Regions from separate parts of the Homo sapiens genome. Here region 2 is linked to region 1. Evidence: read pairs that join two places in POLR2A ChIA-PET (ENCODE). Cell type or tissue: PC-9. All regions are shown on one strand. Links, peaks and the distances in the headings refer to the core of each region. The heading gives the core; the rest is flanking DNA.

Region 1 (9,430 bases), core at 4,290-6,789:
TGGGGTAGAGCAGGAGTAGGGGGCAGGGCCCGTGGCTGAGGTCTTCAGGGAGCCCAGGTATACAGGGCTTTAGCCACCTGGGGGCCAGGCAGAGCTGGGTTCAGATCCCACCTCCTTCACTTCCTAGCCTGGTTTCCTTAGAGAATGGATGTGACCTCTCTGGGACCCAGTGCTCCTCCTCAGTAAAATGGGACAGCAGTTCCAACCTTCCAGGGTTACAGGAGCCAATAGTGCCAGGAGTGTGCCTAGTGCTATGTCCAGTGCATACAATGAACTTGGGATGCAGACACCGTTGTTCTTAACGGTTAACATGGGGGAAGGGAATGGGGAAGCAGCTTTAGGTAGGATCCGCATCTCTGATCCTGATATTCAAGGCATTTCTCAGTCTGGCCCCAGCCAGGTCTCCTCTCCTCAAATCATCTGTATGGTGAAAAGCCTAGGCTTTGGAGCCTGCAGCCAGGGTTCAAATTCAGGTTCTACTTTTTTTTTTTTTTTTTAAGAGATGGGGGTATCACTATGTTGCCCAGGCTGGACTCAAACTCCTGAACTCAAGTGATTCTCCTGCCTTGGCCTCCCAAAGTGCTGGGATTACAGGTGTGAGCCACTGTGCCCAGCTCCAGGCTCTACTTTTCATGAGCTGTGTGATGTTGGGCCAGTTACTTATCCTCTCTGTCCCTTAGTTTTCTCATCTGTAAAAAGGGAAGATGAAATACTTTTGTCACTGGGTTGTTGTGAGGATTAAATGAGATAATTCATGAGAACACCCAGAACGGTACCTGGCACACAGTGGGTACACAATGAATATTAGCTATGATTAGTTAGTTCATGTGTTTGTCTATTTTATTTGGATTCTCTCCATCCCCTGAATATATTCAGGGCTTTTACACTCTCACACATGCTGTTGCCTTGGCCCAGGACTGATCACCTCTCTCCACTACCAACCAGTTAAATCCATGTTCATCCTTCAAAGCCCAGAGCCAGCTTAAGTCATTTCTTCTCCCAGAGTCTCATGGTGCAGGGACGGGGCTGGGGCCGGAGAAGCTGGGGCTAAGCTGAGCTGGAGGGTCCTCCTACCTGGGCTCCATCATCCAGGCTGTGGCCCCATGACCCAGCTCTGGGGTCATAGTGTTCAGAGTGGCAGGATGGAGGCAGGGCTCAGCTGAGTTGGAGAGAAGGCCTAGTTGCTGCTGGCTCCAGCATCTGGCTGCTTGTGCAGCTACAGACAGGACTGGATGTCAGAGTTTCCATGGGAGCAGGCAGAGGCAAGCAAGCAGCTGGGGGAGAGAGTGACGCGGCCTGCAGGCCTCCCTGCCAGGTGGGCTGGCTGGGCATCCCCTCCCCATCTACCCCGGAGTCATGTCTGGGTCTGGACTTTAGCTCTGGATCCTCTGCGTACAGCTATGTGACCTGGACTACGACTTTTGTTAGATCCTGGCACCACACCTGATTGAGGCAGAAATGGGGACCTAGCCATCCAGGGCTCTGACCACATCACTTCCCCCACTAAATAACCCTCCATGGCTCCCCATTGCTCTCCAGAGAAATGCAAGCATGGCATTCAGATTTCCTCACCATGTTGCCCCAGCCTCCCCATCCCACAGCACTTCTGGACCTTCCCTGTATATTACTACCTGAAATTCCTTCTATCACCTCATCTGCCTTTCAGACTCCGACTCATCCTTCAGGACCCAGCTGCAGTGTCCCTTTCTCCATGAAGCCTTCAGGGGAAGCTTAAGTCGGCAGTATTCCCTGCTTCATGCTCCCACAGCCCAGAGATCTTTGCCAATTGTGTGATGACCGCTTGTCTGATGCCCCCAGCCCTTCAGGGCAAGGCAGGGCAGGGTATGGGGTTGAACCATTTCTGTGGTCCATGACCCAGGCTTGGGTCCTCCACATAGTAGAAGCTTCCCCAGCAGGGATCCTAACCCAAAGTAGGGGCCACCCCAAACCAGAGCTGACATATGGGAGGGACTTCTCCAGCATGGGAACCCGGGACACAGAAGGGGCATCCTCAGCCTGGGCCCTAGGACAGTAGGAACTCCTTGAATCCAGGGCCAGGCACCCCGTGGGTATTGCTAAGTGTGCACTGAATGAATGGAGTTGTGGAGTATGGGGCACATACCCTGCTTCCCTCAGGGGAGGAGGGAACTGAGAAGAGAGACTGAGACTGGGGCCGGGTTTCCAGCAGGGGGTTCTGGTAAGAAGCCCGGGGCAGGCACTGGTGTGGCTGTGGGTTAGGGCAGGAGGCTTCCCAGGCTCCTGATGTCATCGTCTCACTGTTCCTCCTTTTTTTTTTTTTTGAGACAGAGTCTTGCCCTGTCTCAGGAGTGCAGTGGTGCAATCATAGCTTACTGCAGTCTTGAACTCCTGGGCTCAAGCAATACCACCCACCTCAGCCTCCTAAGTAGCTGGGACTATAGGCGTGCACCATCATGCCCAGCTAATTTTTTAAAATTTTTAGTACAGACAATGTCTCCCTATGTTGCCCAGGCTGGTCTCAAACTCCTGGGCTCAAGCAGTCTTCCCACCTTAGCCTCCCAAAGTGCTGGGATTACAAGCTTGAGCCACTGCCCCATAGCCTCACTGTTTCTCTTGTTCATCCTCAGGCCCTGCCTCTGCTGGAACCTTCCCAGGCCCCTCCGACCTGAAAGGTAAGCTAGGTTTGGGGATGGGGTTTTCTGATATCTCAGGCCAGATGAGGCCTGTGTTCATTGCTGTCTAACCTCACTCCCTCCTGCTGCACCGGAAGCCCCTCCCAGGCCCAGAGAGTCCTGTGAGCCACCCCTTTTGTATGTGACCTCAGCTCCCTGCAGCCCGGGCTTTAAAACCCTGGCCCAACTCGGAAGCAGCTTTTTCTCATTTGTGAACTATTTCGCCTGGCTCCTTGGCGGGGCCGTGTTTGCTTGGCCCAGCCTGGGTGCAGTGGCCTGGCTGTGCTCCCGCCAGGCCCCCTCCCTGCCCAGCCCAGCCCCTCCTGCTGCCGCTGCTGCCGCCACCACGCAGGGTAGCCGCAGAGGCCCAGGAATCTTGGCAGGCGTGGGGAGGCAGCGGGTGGCGGGTGGCGCTCCGGAAAAGGCTGCAAATGCGAACCAGAAGGTGAGGGATTGGAGGCTGAGGAGGCCCCGCCTGCCCCTGCCTGAGGCCTGGGGGTGGCTGGGTCTGTAGGGGCCCTCGGATGTCCAGTTCCCATCAGAAGCTCAAGGCCTCTGCTGGGAGGCAAGCGACGGCCCCAGCTGAGGCCGGAGCCCCTGGGTGGGGAAGGGCCAGCTGCCTGGCTACCTGCCTGAGGGTACATGGCTGCCCTCAGGTCTGCCCACTGCCGGGCCTTTTCTAGTCCATCTGCCCCTGCCCGGCTGTTCTTACCTTCCTGGGCACTTTGTTATTCTGAGATGCTCCTCCCTAGGGAAGCAGCGGAGAACCTAGACTCAGAGATGGGCAGAGGCCAGGGGCTTGGTCACCTGCAGGAGGGAGTTCGGTCCAAGCCCCCTCCAGCCCAGAACCAAGAAGGACTCAGGAAGAGCAACAAAGAGAAAGTGGCCCTGTGATAAGCCACCTGAGGGCTTGGCTGGACAAGGGAGGTGGGTTTTTCAGAGGCCTGGACCTGGAGCCCCCAGGCTACAGGCTTCATCGAGCACATGCCCTGTGCCCGCCTCAGGCAGGAGGGAGGTGTGGGTGGGGAAGAGGTGCTTTCATGCAGGTGGGTGCCCAGAAGGAGCTGTTCTGCCTGAGGGAGGCAGGGAAGGCTGCTTGGAGGAGGAGGCTTTTGAGCTGGGTCTTAAATGAGAACTAATATGTTTCCATGGAGGAGAAAGGTAGAAAGGGCAACCCAGCAGAGAGGATCATGCAGGAAAAGGCAGGGACAGGGAGGCAGTGAGACGTCTGGGTTGTCTGGATCCTAGTGTGTTGGGGGAGGAGCCCAGGGCTGTGGTGGGCTCCACTCACTCCCTAAATGTAGGCGTGTTCCCCAAGGGGGAATCCGTGGGCCTCCTCCAGGCTGCAGCAACCCCGCCAACGAACCTGTATTTTTTTTTTTTTTTTTTGAGATGGAGTCTCGCTCTGTCGCCCAGGTTAGAGTGCAGTGGTGCGATCTTGGCTCACTGCAAGCTCCGCCTCCCAGGTTCCCGCCATTCTCCTTCCTCAGCCTCCCGAGTAGCTGGGACTATAGGCGCCCTCTACCACGCCCAGCTAATTTTTTTGTATTTTTAGTAGAGATGGGGTTTCACCATGTTAGCCAGGATAGTCTTGATCTCCTGACCTCATGATCTGCCTGCCTCAGCCTCCCAAAGTGCTGGGATTACAGGCATGAGCCACCGCGCCCAGCCACGAACCTGTATTTTTACCTCTAGCCCATGTCTCTCTCCCGAGTTCCAGAGCCCCAGGTTCACTGCTCCTTGGTTGCCCCCCTACCCTGGAAGCCTTCCTCATCCAGTCATTTGCTCTGATTTCAGCTTGGACCGTCCCACCATCACCTGCCCCCGTGGGCCTGTTGAACTCTGATCTCTCCTTCAAGCCTCCTTCCGATGCTACTTCTGAAACTGAGGCCACTTGTGGTCTGGGAGCCTCACTTGCAGGGGTGAGGGATGTTGGGACTGTTAGGTGGAACTGAAGTCTGGTAGGGCAGACCAGGTGGGCAGGTGGCAGCCCTCCTCTCCTGCCTTCAACCTGGGTGAGAAGGTGGCCCCCAGGCAGTCCTGCCCTGATCTGGCCACCTCCCTCCACCCTCCAGCTCCCAGATTCTGAGCTCCTCTTTGGCTTTGGGGCAGTCCTTATCTGCACAGTAGATAGAGAGCTCAGCTCGTGGGCACTGGACCCCCCGCCAAGTCCCTTCCCAGACCTCGCGGAGCTGCTCAGGCATTGTCCAGGGAAGTCAGACCCAGACCTGACGTTAACAGGAGCAGGTGTGGACTGTCAGTGCTGGCCTTCCCAAGGGTCCCACCCAATGACCAACAGCTAGAGATTTACAGAGCCTGGAACCCAGAAAGTGACCTAGGCACAGGACATGGGAGAGGACAGAGAAGGACAAACAGTGTCAGAGATGGGTGGATAGGTGGGATAGTGATACAGAGACAGGATGAGAGAGACGCACAGAGACAGAGATGTCAGAGACACACAGGAGGCAAAGGCCTGGGTTCAGTGACACACAGCGATGGACTGAGGGATGCAGAGGGCACAGCACACACTCCGGTGGCTCCTGCGTTGAGCTGGTCCCTGGCCCTCTCCTTACCCCCGTGACTCTTAGACCTAGAGTGTGTGCCTCCAAACGTGACCTCAGGGCTTTGCTGGGCTCAACATCCATCTCTCTACCCCCTCCTTCCTAACTGGTCCACATTCTACTGAGTCTAAAGCATGCCTCCTCCTCCAGGAAGCCATGTGAATTGCAGAATAACATGGAATTTGTCCAGGAAGCCACTGGAAAATCCAGAGCAGGGGACAGCCATGGGCAGAACTGTGCCAACGTGTGGCTCACAGACGGGCAGGGTCAGCGTCCTCTGGGAGCTCGCTAGAGAGGCAGATGTTGGCCCCTATCCCACACCAACCGAATCTCGATGGGGCCCCAGAACCTGCATGGTGATAGGCTGTCCCAGTCATCCAGATGCAGCCTAAAGTGTTAGAAGCATTGTGGGAGTCTCCATAGGCTATGTTGAGAAAACAGAGAGAAAGTGGGGCTGGGGGACTGGGTGAGAGACTTTTATGATCATCCAGGAGAGAATGTGGCCATTTAACACACTTTTACTTAGTGACGGGGGTGTGCCAGGTGCTGGGCTGAGTTTTGGGGGAATACAAGGTCTGCCTTAGGGTGAGGCTGTGGGAAAGCAGGGGAAGGAACAGAAGTGAGAGAAATAGAGCAGGCAGAGTCCACAGGATAAGGTTGGAAGTTTGGGGGAAAGGAAGAGAGATGTCATGTACAGTTGTGCAGGTTGGCTACTGTACAAAGGCACCCAAGAAAGGTGATGAGTAGGAGCTGAGTTGGCTGAAAAGAGGGGTACACCAAGGCATAGAGGGTTTCCTGTAAGAAAGGAGGGTCAGAAGTGATGTTCACCCTTAAAACAAAAATAGGCCGGGCGCGGTGGCTCAGGCCTGTAATCCCAGCACTTTGGGAGGCCGAGGCGGGCGGATCATGAGGTCAGGAGATCGAGACCATCCTGGATAACATGGTGAAACCCCGTCTCTACTGAAAATACAAAAAAATAGCCGGGCGTGGTGGCAGGCGCCTGTAGTCCCAGCTACTCGGGAGGCTGAGGCAGGAGAATGGCGTGAACCTGGGAGGCGGAGTTTGCAGTGAGCCAAGATCGCGTCACTGCACTCCAGCCTGGGCAACAGAGCGAGACTCCGTCTAAAAAAATAAATAAACAAATTAATTAAATAAACAACAACAGAAGTGATGCTCAGATTTTTGGCCTTGGCACCTGGAGGTACAGGGCACTTGGGCTGGGGAGAAGCATGTAATGAGGGAGAAGGTAATGATAGCAGTTTGGGTGGGATCTCTGAGGGACAGCCAGGGGACATGCTCGGCTGATAGTTGAACACAAGAGTCTGAGGCTCAGTTGGGAAGCTGAGGTGGGAGGATCACTTGAGCCCAGTAGTTCTCTAGAGCAGCCTGGGCAACGTGGCAAGACCCTGTCTCTTAAAAAACTTAAAAATTAGTCCAGCGTGGTGGCTTACACCTGTAGTCCCAGCTGCTCAGGAGGCTGAGACAAGAGGATGGCTTGAACCCAAGAGTCTGAAGCTGCAGTGAGCTGTGGTCATGTACACCACTGAACTCCAGCCTGGGTGACAGAGCAGACTGTCTCAAAAAAAAAAAAAATGGCTCAGGGGAGACATCGTAGTTGGAGACAGATGTGGGAGTCCTCGGTGATGGAGTTGGCACTGTGGGAGCTGGTGGGAGCTAGACACTATAGGAGAAACATCCAGAGAGAAGAGATGAGGCCTGAGCCAGCTCCTTGGGCAAGCCTGGGTCTGGAGAGTGGGCAGAGGAAGTGGGCAGAGAAGATTCTGAGGAGGAGCTTTTCAAAGAAGGAGAAGAGCAGAGTGACAAGGTGGAGCACCCCGAGGTGAGAGGGTGGAGGGGGAGTGAGTGGGGCCTGAGGGTGGAGAGCATTCTTTCAGGAGGCTTGGCTGAGAAGGGCTGGGGAGTGATGAGGGTGGCTGGGGAGGGGTCAGGCCCGTGTGGACATATGGATGGAGAGGCTGGAGACTGGGGGCAAGGGCAGCAATGGCAGACAGTGAGGGGCCCCCGAGGAAGAGGTGTGGAGGGGCCTGGGCCTTGCTCCTTCTTCCGAGATTCAGGAAAGGAGGATGGGAAAGGGCTCCCCAGTTTCTACCAGCTGGGAGAGTAGTGGGGCAGGTGGGGCTCAGGAACCCTGGAGAAGTCTGGAGCTGCCAAGCTGGGCAGTTGGGCTGGGTGTCATGCCCAAAGGGTGAGGAGGGTTCCTCTGCTCCTCCCCAAGGTCCATAACTCATTCCTAGTCCTGAGCAGGCTTTGTGGCCCCTGGTCAGTTTCATCTCAGGAATGGTTGGGGAAAAGGTCAAGAAAGCCAGAAAATTGACTTTAGAAGTTTATTTTATAGGCCAGGCACGGTTGCTCATGCCTATAATCCCAGCATTTTGGGAGGCCGAGGCAGGTGGATCACTTGAGGTCAGGCGTTCGAGACCAGCCTGACCAACATGGTGAAACCCCATCTCTACTAAACATACAAAAAATAGCTGGGTGTGATGGTGTGTACCCCTGTAATCCCAGCCACACGGGAGGCTGATGCAGGAGAAATGCTTACACTCAGGAGGTGGAGGCTCCAGTGAGCCAAGATCTCATCACTGCACTCCAGCTTGGGTGAGATCACTGCACTCCAGCTTGGGTGAGAAAGTGAGACTCCATCTCAAAAAAAAAAAGTTCACTTTACAAGATCCTGACCTTTGGCAGCAAGTAACCTGAGCTTTTGAAGAGATGGAGGAAAGAAGTTGCTTTGCAGCAGGATGAATTGAAATTAGAGTGAAGAGAGGACTTCCAGGTCATCAGGGTAGCAAGTTGGGCAGCACACATGGAGGGACTGGTGGCTTAGATCATCTCAGTTAATCCTTTTTTTTTTTTTTTTTAAATGAGAGCAAGCTCATTAAGACAGTAAAGGAATAGGCCTGGCGCGGTGGCTCACGCCTGTAATCCCAGCACTTTGGGAGGCCGAGGCGGGTGGATCACGAGGTCAGGAGATCGAGACAATCCTGGCTAACATGGTGAAACTCCCTCTCTACTAAAAATACAAAAAGAAATTAGCCGGGCGTGGTGGCGGGCCCCTGTAGTCCCAGCTACTAGGGAGGCTGAGGCAGGAGAATGGCGTGAACCTAGGTGGTGGAGCTTGCAGTGAGTCGAGATCGCGCCACTGCACTCCAGTCTGGGCAACAGAGCAAGACTCCGTCTCAAAAAAAAAAAAAAAAAAGGAAGTAAAGGAATAAAAAGAGTGGTTACTCCAAGGCCTGGCGCAGTGGCTTACACCTGTAATCCCAACAGTTTGGGAAGCCAAGGCAGGCGGATCACAAGGTCAAGAGATTGAGACCATCCTAGACAACATGGTGTCTACCTAGTAGAAACCCCGTTTAGTAGAAACCCCGTCTCTACTAAAAATACAAAAATTAGCTGGGCGTGGTGGTGTGTGCCTGTAGTCCCAGCTATTCAGGAGGTTGAGGCAGGAGAATCACTTGAACCTGGAAGGCGGAGGTTGCAGTGAGCTGAGATCGTGCCACTGCACTCCAGCCTGGCTCTGTCTCAAAAGAAAAAAAAAAAAAAAGAGTGGTTACTCCATAGGCAGAGCAGCCCCTGAGTTAATCCTTTTGCAGATGAGGACACTGAGGTTCAGAGTGTTTAAGTGACCCATCCAAGATCACCCAGCTGGTAAGTAGCTGTGCTGAAACAGGAGTCCAGGGGCTGCCTGGAACTAGGAGGGCCTTAGAGGTCTCAGGGATGGGTCCCTGATAGGGAGGGCCTGAGCCAGAAGTGCTGTTCACCTGTTGTGATGACAGAGACAGAGCCAGAAGGAGGAGGGGAGAGAGGAGTCAGGAGTAGAGACCCAGCAAGAGCGCAGAGAGCAAGGCTGGGGAGCAAGGAGAGAGCAGCGCGGGGCGGGTGAGCAAGCAGGGCAGCCGGATCCCACAGCAATGTCTCCACAACAGGAAGCGTCTCATAACATACCTGTGGTTTGGCCAGGCCCTGGGGCTGCCTGAGTGCCCCCACCGCTCCCTCAGCTGCAGTTGCTCTGTCTGGGGTGGGTGGGGGGCTTGGAGCAGTAGGGGCCTGCGCAGGGCTGCGTTTCATCCACCCACCCTGTGGGGGTCTGCCGGTCCGTTGGGAACCTAGCGGGTGCCTGGGGTCCTGAGGCACCAACTCTCAGGCCCCCCTTTTTTATTGAGACCTCTGATCGCTCACCTGTGAAATGGGATGGGA
Region 2 (9,430 bases), core at 2,918-5,417, 140 kb before region 1:
CATGTAAGTACCCACAGAGTAGCCTCAACTTTGCCTCTTGGCCAGCAAAGCCTAAAGTATCTGACCCTTTGGAAAGGTTATCAACCCCTTTTCTTCATCATTTGTCTAACAAATGCATTTAGTGCAGATGGCCACTAAGAATCAACCTTGGCCAGGCACGGTGGCTCATGCCTGTAAACATATACTTTGGGAGGCCAAGGCAGGTGGATCACTTGAGGTCAGGAGTTCCAGGCCAGCCTGACCAACATGGTGAAACCCCGTCTCTACTAAAAGCACACAATTAGCGGGGCATGGTGGCACATGCCTATAATTCCAGTTGCTTGGGCAGCTGAGGCAGGAGAATTGCTTCAACCCGGGAAGCGGAGGTTGCAGTGAGCCAAGATAGCGCCACTGCACTCCAGCCTGGGCAACAAGAGCAAAACTCCGTCTCAAAAATAAATAAATAAAAATAAAAATAAACCCTCATGAATAGTAATTCTCAAAACTGTAAGACTCCCAAATGGTAGGAACTGATATTTTTTAATATTTATGCCCAGCAACTCATAGTAAAACAAATAAAAGTCAGTAATTAGTCATCCCAAAGCAATTTCCAAAGCAACTGAACTCCTCAATAAATAATAAGAGCACATCTGGCTCTGAAGCCTATGTTTGATTCCCAACTCCACCAACTACTAGTTGTGAGACCCCGGATAAGTGACTTAATTAAATCTCACTATCTGTGGTCCCTTATCTATAAAACTGTTCCTACTTCACAGTGTTGTTGAACACCGAATAAATTAATATATGTATAAAGTTCTCAGAAAAGTGCTTGGCACAAAGGAGTACTCAATAAATATTGTTAATTGGGCCAGTATCAAAATGACAGTGAAAAGACACGACTTCAACAAGCTGGTTTGGGTAGTCATGTGGTCATTAAACAATTACATTCTCATGCGAATTCAGAATTTAGCTTTATAGCAAACTCGGAACATAAGACACTAATTCCATCTTGAAAACCTGTAAAAAGAGCAGTAGGCTCTGTCAACGACAAACCCAAGCCTATGCCTAATTCCAGGTTGAATGAGTCTGCTCCTTAAATAACCCTATCATTCTGTGCCTCAAGGTCTCAATGTACAACACAGAGAGGAATCAAACATGCCAACTGATGCACCTGAACGTTTCTACCTAGACCAATGGTTTTTAAACTCATGCTCTCGGGCTGTGCAGAGAGGTTGGGGAAAAGTAACTTTCCCATCTGAGTTATCCCGGTCCAGTAGATCAGACTGAACTGTCAAGAACTCATAATGACTACTTTCCCAGAACTTATCTTTTTATCACATTACAAAACTTTTATAAGCTACCAGCATTTCCTTATCACTTGAGCCTCTATTTCCTTGAAAACCAGTGGTCATGCACTACTACTAAAGTAAACTACTCCTTGAGGGCAGGTATCAGATCAAATTCCTTTTTATATCTCCAGTGCCATAACATACAACTGCCCATTTTAACCATTTTTATATGTACAGTTCAGTGACATTAAGAACATTCAGGCCAGGTGCGGTGACTCACCTGTAATCTCAGCACTTTGGAAGGCCAAGGTGGGCGGATCACTTGAGCTTAGGAGTTCAAGACCAGCCTGACCAACATGGTAAAACCCCATCTCTACTAAAAATACAAAAATTAGCTGGGCGTGGTGGCACACGCCTACAGTCCCAGCCACTCAGTAGGCTGAGGCACAAGAATCGCTTGAGCCCAGGAGGTGGAGGTTGCAGTGAGCTGAGATTGCGCCAATAGATGGGATTACAGGCGCGCACCACCACGCCCAACTAATTTTCTGTATTTTTAGTACAGATTGGGTTTCGCCATGTTGGCCAGGCTGGTCTCGAACTCCCGCCCTCAAGTGATCCGCCCGCTTCAGCCTCCCAAAGTGCTGGGATTACAGGCGTGGGCCACTGTGCCCAGCCTCTAAGGTATATTTTTTTAATGTGTCTTATAAAGTCAGTCTTAGAAAACATTCCTAAATAATCTCACTATTACGTGGCTAAATTGTACTCTACTAGAGAACACAGAGGATGCTAAATCTCTGATTATAAGAATATACCGCCTGTAATCCCAGAACTTTGGGAGACCAAGGCGGGCGGATCACAAGGTCAGGAGATCCAGACCATCCCGGCCAACATAGTGAAACCTGGTCTCTACTAAAAATACAAAAGTTAGCTGGGTGTGGTGGCGGGCGCCTGTAGTACCAGCTACTTGGGAGGCTGAGGCAGAAGAATTGCTTGAACCCGGGAGGCGGAGGTTGCAGTGAGCTGAGATCGCGCCACTGCCCTCCAGCCTGGGCGACAGAGCAAATCTTTGTCTCAAAAAAAAAAAAAAAAAGTATGCCTAATTCACTAAGGGCCTATTTGGAAGGAAATTTCAGTCAGTAAAAAATTATTAATTTTAGAGTTGGAAATGTCGATAATATATCCAGAGTCTACCTTATGTAATTGCCGAATTTTGTAAAAATTTTCATCCAAACTTGATTAATAACCCATTTAACCCAAGGCGTTACACCAGGATAACCAACTTCTCTAGATTGCTTTCGTCTATAAACAAGAGACCAAATTTGATGCCAGAATAACCTGTCACAAATATGATCATGTCATTCCTCCAATTAAAGGTCCTTCCTGCTTACTGCATAAAATTCAATACAAGCACACTGCAATCCTGCTCTACTCGCTCCACCTTCTACCACTGACTCCTATGCTTCTACCCTTAATCAAACTACATTTTTAGAATGAACTTTCCTGTTCCACACCATTAGACATGCTCGTCCCACTGCCTTGAATAGCCTCCTCTCACCAAACCACCACTCCTGTCTCAACCTCCACCACACACACACACACACACACACACACACACACACTCACCACCTGCTTCGCTTATTCGAAACCTTCCAGCAACAGCTCAAATGTAAATTCTTGTAAAACCTTCCCCTAATTCTCCAGAAGGAGTCAGTGAGCATCTCATTCCAGGTTCTACTATTGCCCTTATCATCCTGTATTGTAATTAACTGTCTCTCCCACTAAACATGAAGGTCCCTTAAGAATAGGGACTGTGGGGCTGGGGGCAGTGGCTCACGCCTGTAATCTCAGCACTTTGGGAGGCAGAGGCAGGTGGATCACGAGGTCAGGAGATGGAGATCATCCTGGCTAACACGGTGAAACCCTGTCTCTACTAAAAATACAAAAAATTAGCAAGGTGTGGTGGCGGGCACCTGTGGTCCCAGCTACTCGGGAGGCCAAGGCAGGAGAATGGCATGAACCTGGGAGGCAGAGCTTGCAGTGAGCGGAGCTTGCGCCACTGCATTCCAGCCTGGGCGAGAGCGAGACTCCATCTCAAAAAAAAAAAAAAAAAAGGGACTGTGCTGGCTGGGTGCGGTGGCTTGCACCTGTATCCCAGCACTTTGGGAGGCCCAGGTGGACAGCCTGTGGTCTGGAGTTTGAGACCAGCCTGGCTAACATGGTGAAACCCCATCTCTACTAAAAATACAAAAACTAGCCAGATGTGGTGGTGCATGCCTACAGTCCCAGCTACTCAGGAGAATCATTTGAACCCAGGAGAAAGAGGCTGCAGTGAGCTGAGGATCACGCCACTGCACTCCAGCCTGGGAAACAGAGCAAGACACTGTCTCCAAAAAAAAAAAAGAAAGAAAGAAAAAGAATAGGGACTGTGCCTTATATTTATCTTGTATCTCCTCCAACACCTAACGCAATGCCTGGTACATGGTAGATTTCATCATGTTTGCTCAATAGGTAAGTTTGAGCCCCAAGATAATAAACATCTGAGCAAGCATGGCAACAGTGAAGACACAAGTATAAATCAAGTGAGCCCTCACATACATAAGAATTTACTGAAACTAGCACAACTACAGAGGATACAAAGAAATATAAAATGCTGGAAGCCAGGAGTTCAAGACCAGCCTGGGCCATAAAATGAGACTGTCTCTACAAAAAAATAAAGCATGCCTGTAGTCCTAGCTACTCGGGAGGCTGAGAATCGCTTGGGCCCAGGAGGTCAAGGCTGCAGTGAGTCATGATTGCACCACTGTACTCCAGACTAGGTGACAAAGCAAAACTGTCTCACAAAAAAAAAAAAAAAAAAGAGGCTGAGGCTGGGTGCAATGGGTCTGGCCTGCAATCCAACACTTAGGAAGGCCAAGGTAGAAGGATCACTTGAGGCTAGGAGTTCGAGACTAGCCTGGACAACAAACCAAGACCCCCATCTCTACAATAAAAGTATTCAAAACTCAGTCAAAGCCACCAACAAATAAAGATATGGCAGGGTCAGACCAGTTAACAACTGAGGAGATGAACAAAAATGAAGGCCTGAAAGAAAAGAATAATTTTTTTAAATATTAAAAGATGAAGGAGGCTGGGCACCGTGGCTCATGCCTGTAATCCCAGCACTTTGGTAGGCCAAAGTGGGCGGATCACCTGAGGTCTGGAGTTCAAGACCAGCTTGGCCAACATGGTGAAACCCTGTCTCTACTAAAAATACAACAATTAGCCATGCATGGTGGCGTGTGCCTGTAATCCCAGCTACTCGGGGGGCTGAGGCAGGAAAATCGCTTGAACCTGGGAGGTGGAGGTTGCAGTGAGCCAAGATCGTGCCACTGCACTCCAGCCTGGGCGGGGTGACAGAGCAAGACTCCATCTCCCAAAAAAAAAAAAAAAAAAAAGATGAAGATGGGAGATGTGGTCAAAAGATACAAAATTTCAGTTAAGAGGAATAAGTTGGGCAACATGGTAAGTGCAGTAAATAATAATGTACTGTATATTCAAAGATCGCCAAGAGAGATTTTAAGTGTTCTCACCACACAAAAAAAATGAGGCAATACATATGTTGATTAGCTAGATTTAACCATTCCACAATGTACACATATTTCTTGTATATCATACTTGACAATTAAAAGTTAATTTTTAAGGCTGGGTGTGGTGGCTCACACCTGTAATCCCAACACTTTGGGAGGCTGAGGCGGGTGGATCACTTGAGGTCAGGAGTTCAAAACCAGCTTGGCCAACATGGTAAAACCCCATCTTTACTAAAAATACAAAAAATTAGTGGGGTATGGTGGCACACGCCTGTAATCCCAGTCACTGAGGAGGCTGAGGTGGGAGAATAGCTTGAACCTACGAGGCCGAGGTTGCAGTGAGCCAAGATCACGCCACTGCACTCCAGCCTGGACGACAGAGCTAGACTCCAACTCAAAAAAAAAAGTTAATTTGTCTTTTTGAGACGGAGTCTCGCTCTGTCGCCCAGGCTGGAGTGCAGTGACTCCATCTCAGCTCACTGCAACCTGTGCCTCCCAGGTTCAAGAGCTTCTCCTGCCTCAGTCTCTCGAGTAGCTGGGATTACAGGCGCCCACCACCACACACAGCTAATTTTTGTATCTTTAGTAGAAACAGGGTTTCACCATGTTGACCAGGCTGGTCTGGAACTCCTGACCTCGTGATCCGCCCGCCTCAGCCTCCCAAAGTGCTGGGATTACAGGCGTGGGCCACTGCACCCGGCCAAAAAAGTAATTTTTTAAAAAAGACTAAGAAAGGCCCTTGAGAAAACTGAAGCCCTCAATATTTTTGCAAAAGTTATAATGTGAACAATGTATATTATCAATTTTTTCAGAGAATTAGAAAAAGAACCGTTGATACAATTTTGATAAATATGCAGTTATGCCTGTAATTTTATTTATTTATTTATTTATTTATTTGAGACAGAGTCTCACTCTGTCGCCCAGGCTGGAGTGCAGTGGCACGATCTCCACTCACTGCAAGCTCCGCCTCCTGGGTTCACGCCATTCTCCTGCCTCAGCCTCCCGAGCAGCTGGGACTACAAGTGCCGGCCACCACTCCCGGCTAATTTTTTGTATTTTTAGTAGAGACAGGGTTTCACCATGTTAGCCAGGATGGTCTCGATTTCCTGACCTCGTGATCTGCCTGCTTCAGCCTCCCAAAGTGCTGGGATTACAGGTGTGAGCCACCGCACTCGGCCCATGTTATTTATTTTTTAAAAAGAAAAAGGCTGGGCACAGTCGCTCACACCTGTAATCCCAGCACCTTGGGACGCCAAGGCGGAGAGATAACTTGAGATCAGGAGTTCGGGACCAGTCTGGCCAACATGGTGAAACCCCGTCTCTACTAAAGATACAAAAATTAGCTTGGCATGGTGGTGTGCAACTGAAGTCCCAGCTACTTAGGAGGCTGAGGCAGGAGAATTGCTTGAACCCAGGAGGCAGAGGTTGCAGTGAGCCAAGATCGCTCCACTTTTCTCCAATGACAAGGTCTTACTCTATACATATTCCTATATACTGTGCTTGAAATTCTCACAGATATAATACTGTTTATCCTCTCATGCACCAGTCTGCCAGCCCCAGGTGCCTTGGAGTTCCATGAAAAAATGGACAAAGATTTACATGCTCTACAACCAGACTCTGGGATTGAATCCAGCTCTATCCCCTTTACTAGCTGTGCAATCCTGGATCTGTTTCATCTTTCCTTGCCTCACTTACATCTGTAAAATGCAGATTATAATCATACCTCCCCCTAGGATTGTAGGGAATAATTAAATGGTTAATACATGGAATGTACTTAGAACGACTGTAAGCACAGATATGCACTCAGGTTACCTCTTATTATCAGATGTACTATAATCTTAAATTTATTCAAAATTGCTACTGACTGAAAAATACGTGATTTTGGTGGGTGTGGGGAGGAAGTAGCGAAAAATAAAAAGTCCTAGCTGGAAAAGCAAATATAACTGTTCAAGGGCTATTAAAATGCAATGATCAAGAGACAAGGAATGAGAGACACATTTACCCAGGGGAAGAACCAAAACATAGCTAGCCTCAAATGCCAAGTAAAAAGAAAAGTAAACTTTATCTCTGCAAATGGGAAGCCACTGCATGTTTCTAAGCAGGCAAACTGTTGGGATAAGGGGATGGATCAGGATGGGCAAGACAAAGTTAGGAAGCTATCACATTTGAGGTGAACAGACCCTGGAACAGAATCATTCAGTCAGCAAGACATGCACCTATCATATTTAAGGTCTTTAAGGAGTTTGTTTACCTGTAAGATTGGGGAAAGGACCCAGGCGTGGTGGCTCACATCTAAAATCCCAGCACTCTGGGAGGCTGAGGTGGGGAGATCACCTGAGGTCAGGAGTTCGAGACCAGCCTGGCCAAAATGGTGAAACCCCGTCTCTACTAAAAATACAAAAAAATTAGCCGGGTGTGATGGCGCAGGCCTGTAATCCCAGTTACTCAGGAGGTTGAGGCAGGAGAATCGCTTGAACCTGGGATATGGAGGTTGCAGTGAACCAAGATTGTGCCAGTGCACTCCAGACCGGGCAACAGAGTGAGATTCTGTCTCAAAAAAAAAAAAAAAAAGATTGGGATGGGGGTGTCACATGCAGAGATCTATATAATACATGTCAGAACTCAGCACCACCAGAGTGGTACAATGGCAAAGGCCACTTACAACTAGAGGAACAAAGTAAGGTTTTCAGGAGGAAGACTTAGTAGTTAACCTGGCTCTGGCCAGGCGTGGTGGCTCACGCCTGTAATCCCAGCACTTTGGGAGGCCGAGGCGGGTGGATCACGAGGTCAGGAGTTTGAGACCATCCTGGCCAACATCATGAAACCCCGTCTCTACTAAAAATACAAAACAAAATTAGCTGGGCGTGGTGGCGTGTGCCTGTAATCCCAGCTACTCAGGAGGCTGAGGCAGGAAAATTGCTTGAACCAGGGAGTCGGAGGTTGCAGTGAGCTGAGATTGCGCCACTGCACTCCAGCCTGGCAACAGAGCGAGACTCTGTCTCAAAAAAAAAAAAAACCCACAAGTAAAATTGTACAGGTAGATATGAGAAAAGGAGCTTTCCTCACTAGGCATCCAATAGCAATGGAAATAGAACTCACAGGAGTGAAATCTGAAACTGCTTTACACATACATGGCATTCAACAAATAACTGACTAGACGTAGAAGTGACGAAGAGGAAAGGAATCAAGGTTTCAAAACTAAGTGACTACGAAATCTAAGAAATCAGTTTGACACTAAGTATAGTAAAGCTAAGAAGAAGGTATAATTTAGATGAAATTTTTAATTCAGTTTTGGATACTTCAGTTTGCTCATGCTGGAGAATCCATGAAGGCACATTCAACCTTTGAAGACTTTTTCTTTTTTTAATTACAAATTGGAAGTAGCTACTAGATTTGACACAGAGTTCAGAAACTTATTTTCAACCAAACTTCCTAATTAGAAATAACATTACCAATTTTGGAAATCTTTAGAAAATTAAAAAGATGCCTATCCAAAATGTCCATATTATGATTCTCCTAGTTAAAGAAAATAAATTAGTAGCTGCTTTGCAGCTTATACTAATCCAATAGCAATTTATAAACACCATTAACAAATGGCAACCCTCTTCCTTCCCACAAGGCCACTTGGTCATTCTTAAGTAGAAAGTTCCTCACAAGCTCACAAGGAGCCCCTCTGCCCGGCCAGCCGCCCCGTCCGGGAGGGAGGTGGGGGGGTCAGCCCCCCGCCCGGCCAGCCGCCCCGTCCGGGAGGGAGGTGGGGGGTTCAGCCCCCCGCCCGCCAGCCGCCCCATCCGGGAGGGAGGTGGGGGGGTCAGCCCCCCGCCCGGCCAGCCGCCCCGTCTGGGAGGGAGGTGGGGGGGTCAGCCCCCCACCCGGCCAGCCGCCCCGTCCGGGAGGGAGGTGTGGGGGTCAGCCCCCCGCCTGGCCAGCCGCCCGTCCGGGAGGTGAGGGGCGCCTCTGCCCGGCCGCCCCTACTGGGAAGTGAGGAGCCCCTCTGCCCGGCCACCGCCCCGTCTGGGAGGTGTGCCCAGCGGCTCATTGAGAACGGGCCATGATGACAATGGCGGTTTTGTGGAATAGAAGGGGGCGAAGGGTGGGGAAAGGATTGAGAAGTCGGATGGTTGCCGTGTCTGTGTAGAAGGAGGTAGACATGGGAGACTTTTCATTTTGTTCTGTGCTAAGAGAAGTTCTTCTGCCTTGGGATCCTGTTGATCTGTGACCTTGCCCCCAACCCTGTGCTCTCTGAAACATGTGCTGTATCCACTCAGGGTTGAATGGATTAAGGGCGGTGCAAGATGTGCTTTGTTAAACAGATGCTTGAAGGCAGCATGCTCCTTAAGAGTCATCACCACTCCCTAATCTCAAGTACCCAGGGACACAAACACTGCGGAAGGCCGCAGGGTCCTCTGCCTAGGAAAACTAGAGACCTTTGTTCACTTGTTTATCTGCTGACCTTCCCTCCACTATTGTCCTGTGACCCTGCCAAATCCCCCTCTGCAAGAAACACCCAAGAATGATCAATAAAAATAAAAAAATAAAAAGAAACCCTCATTTGGGCTCAGAGCAAAAAAAAAAAAAAAAAAAAAAGAAAGTTCC

The links. Peaks named below come from ENCODE experiments on the same cell type or tissue, not always from the same donor. Only the 100,000 strongest peaks of a DNase experiment are listed, where the experiment ranks them.
Region 2: POLR2A ChIA-PET joins it to region 1 with 5 read pairs; 7 of 35 experiments call an interaction of 5 or more read pairs at or near these places.

Annotation. Positions count from the first base shown.
Region 1 is chr1:36,108,929-36,118,358 of GRCh38, reverse strand. It overlaps COL8A2 (collagen type VIII alpha 2 chain), which reads left to right. Exons shown (of 4, transcript NM_005202.4): 2 at 2,607-2,651. Among named protein-coding and RNA genes, the nearest start is that of COL8A2, 12 kb to the left of the region's middle. RefSeq lists enhancers at 2,489-3,429, 3,430-4,370. In PC-9, for the core only: no CTCF peak of the experiment used is centred there; no DNase peak of the experiment used is centred there.
Region 2 is chr1:36,243,143-36,252,572 of GRCh38, reverse strand. All of the region lies in intron 1 of THRAP3 (thyroid hormone receptor associated protein 3), which reads right to left. Among named protein-coding and RNA genes, the nearest start is that of THRAP3, 23 kb to the right of the region's middle. RefSeq lists enhancers at 3,891-4,185, 3,951-4,245. In PC-9, for the core only: no CTCF peak of the experiment used is centred there; a DNase peak (open chromatin) is centred at 4,062; H3K27ac peaks cover 2,500 bases.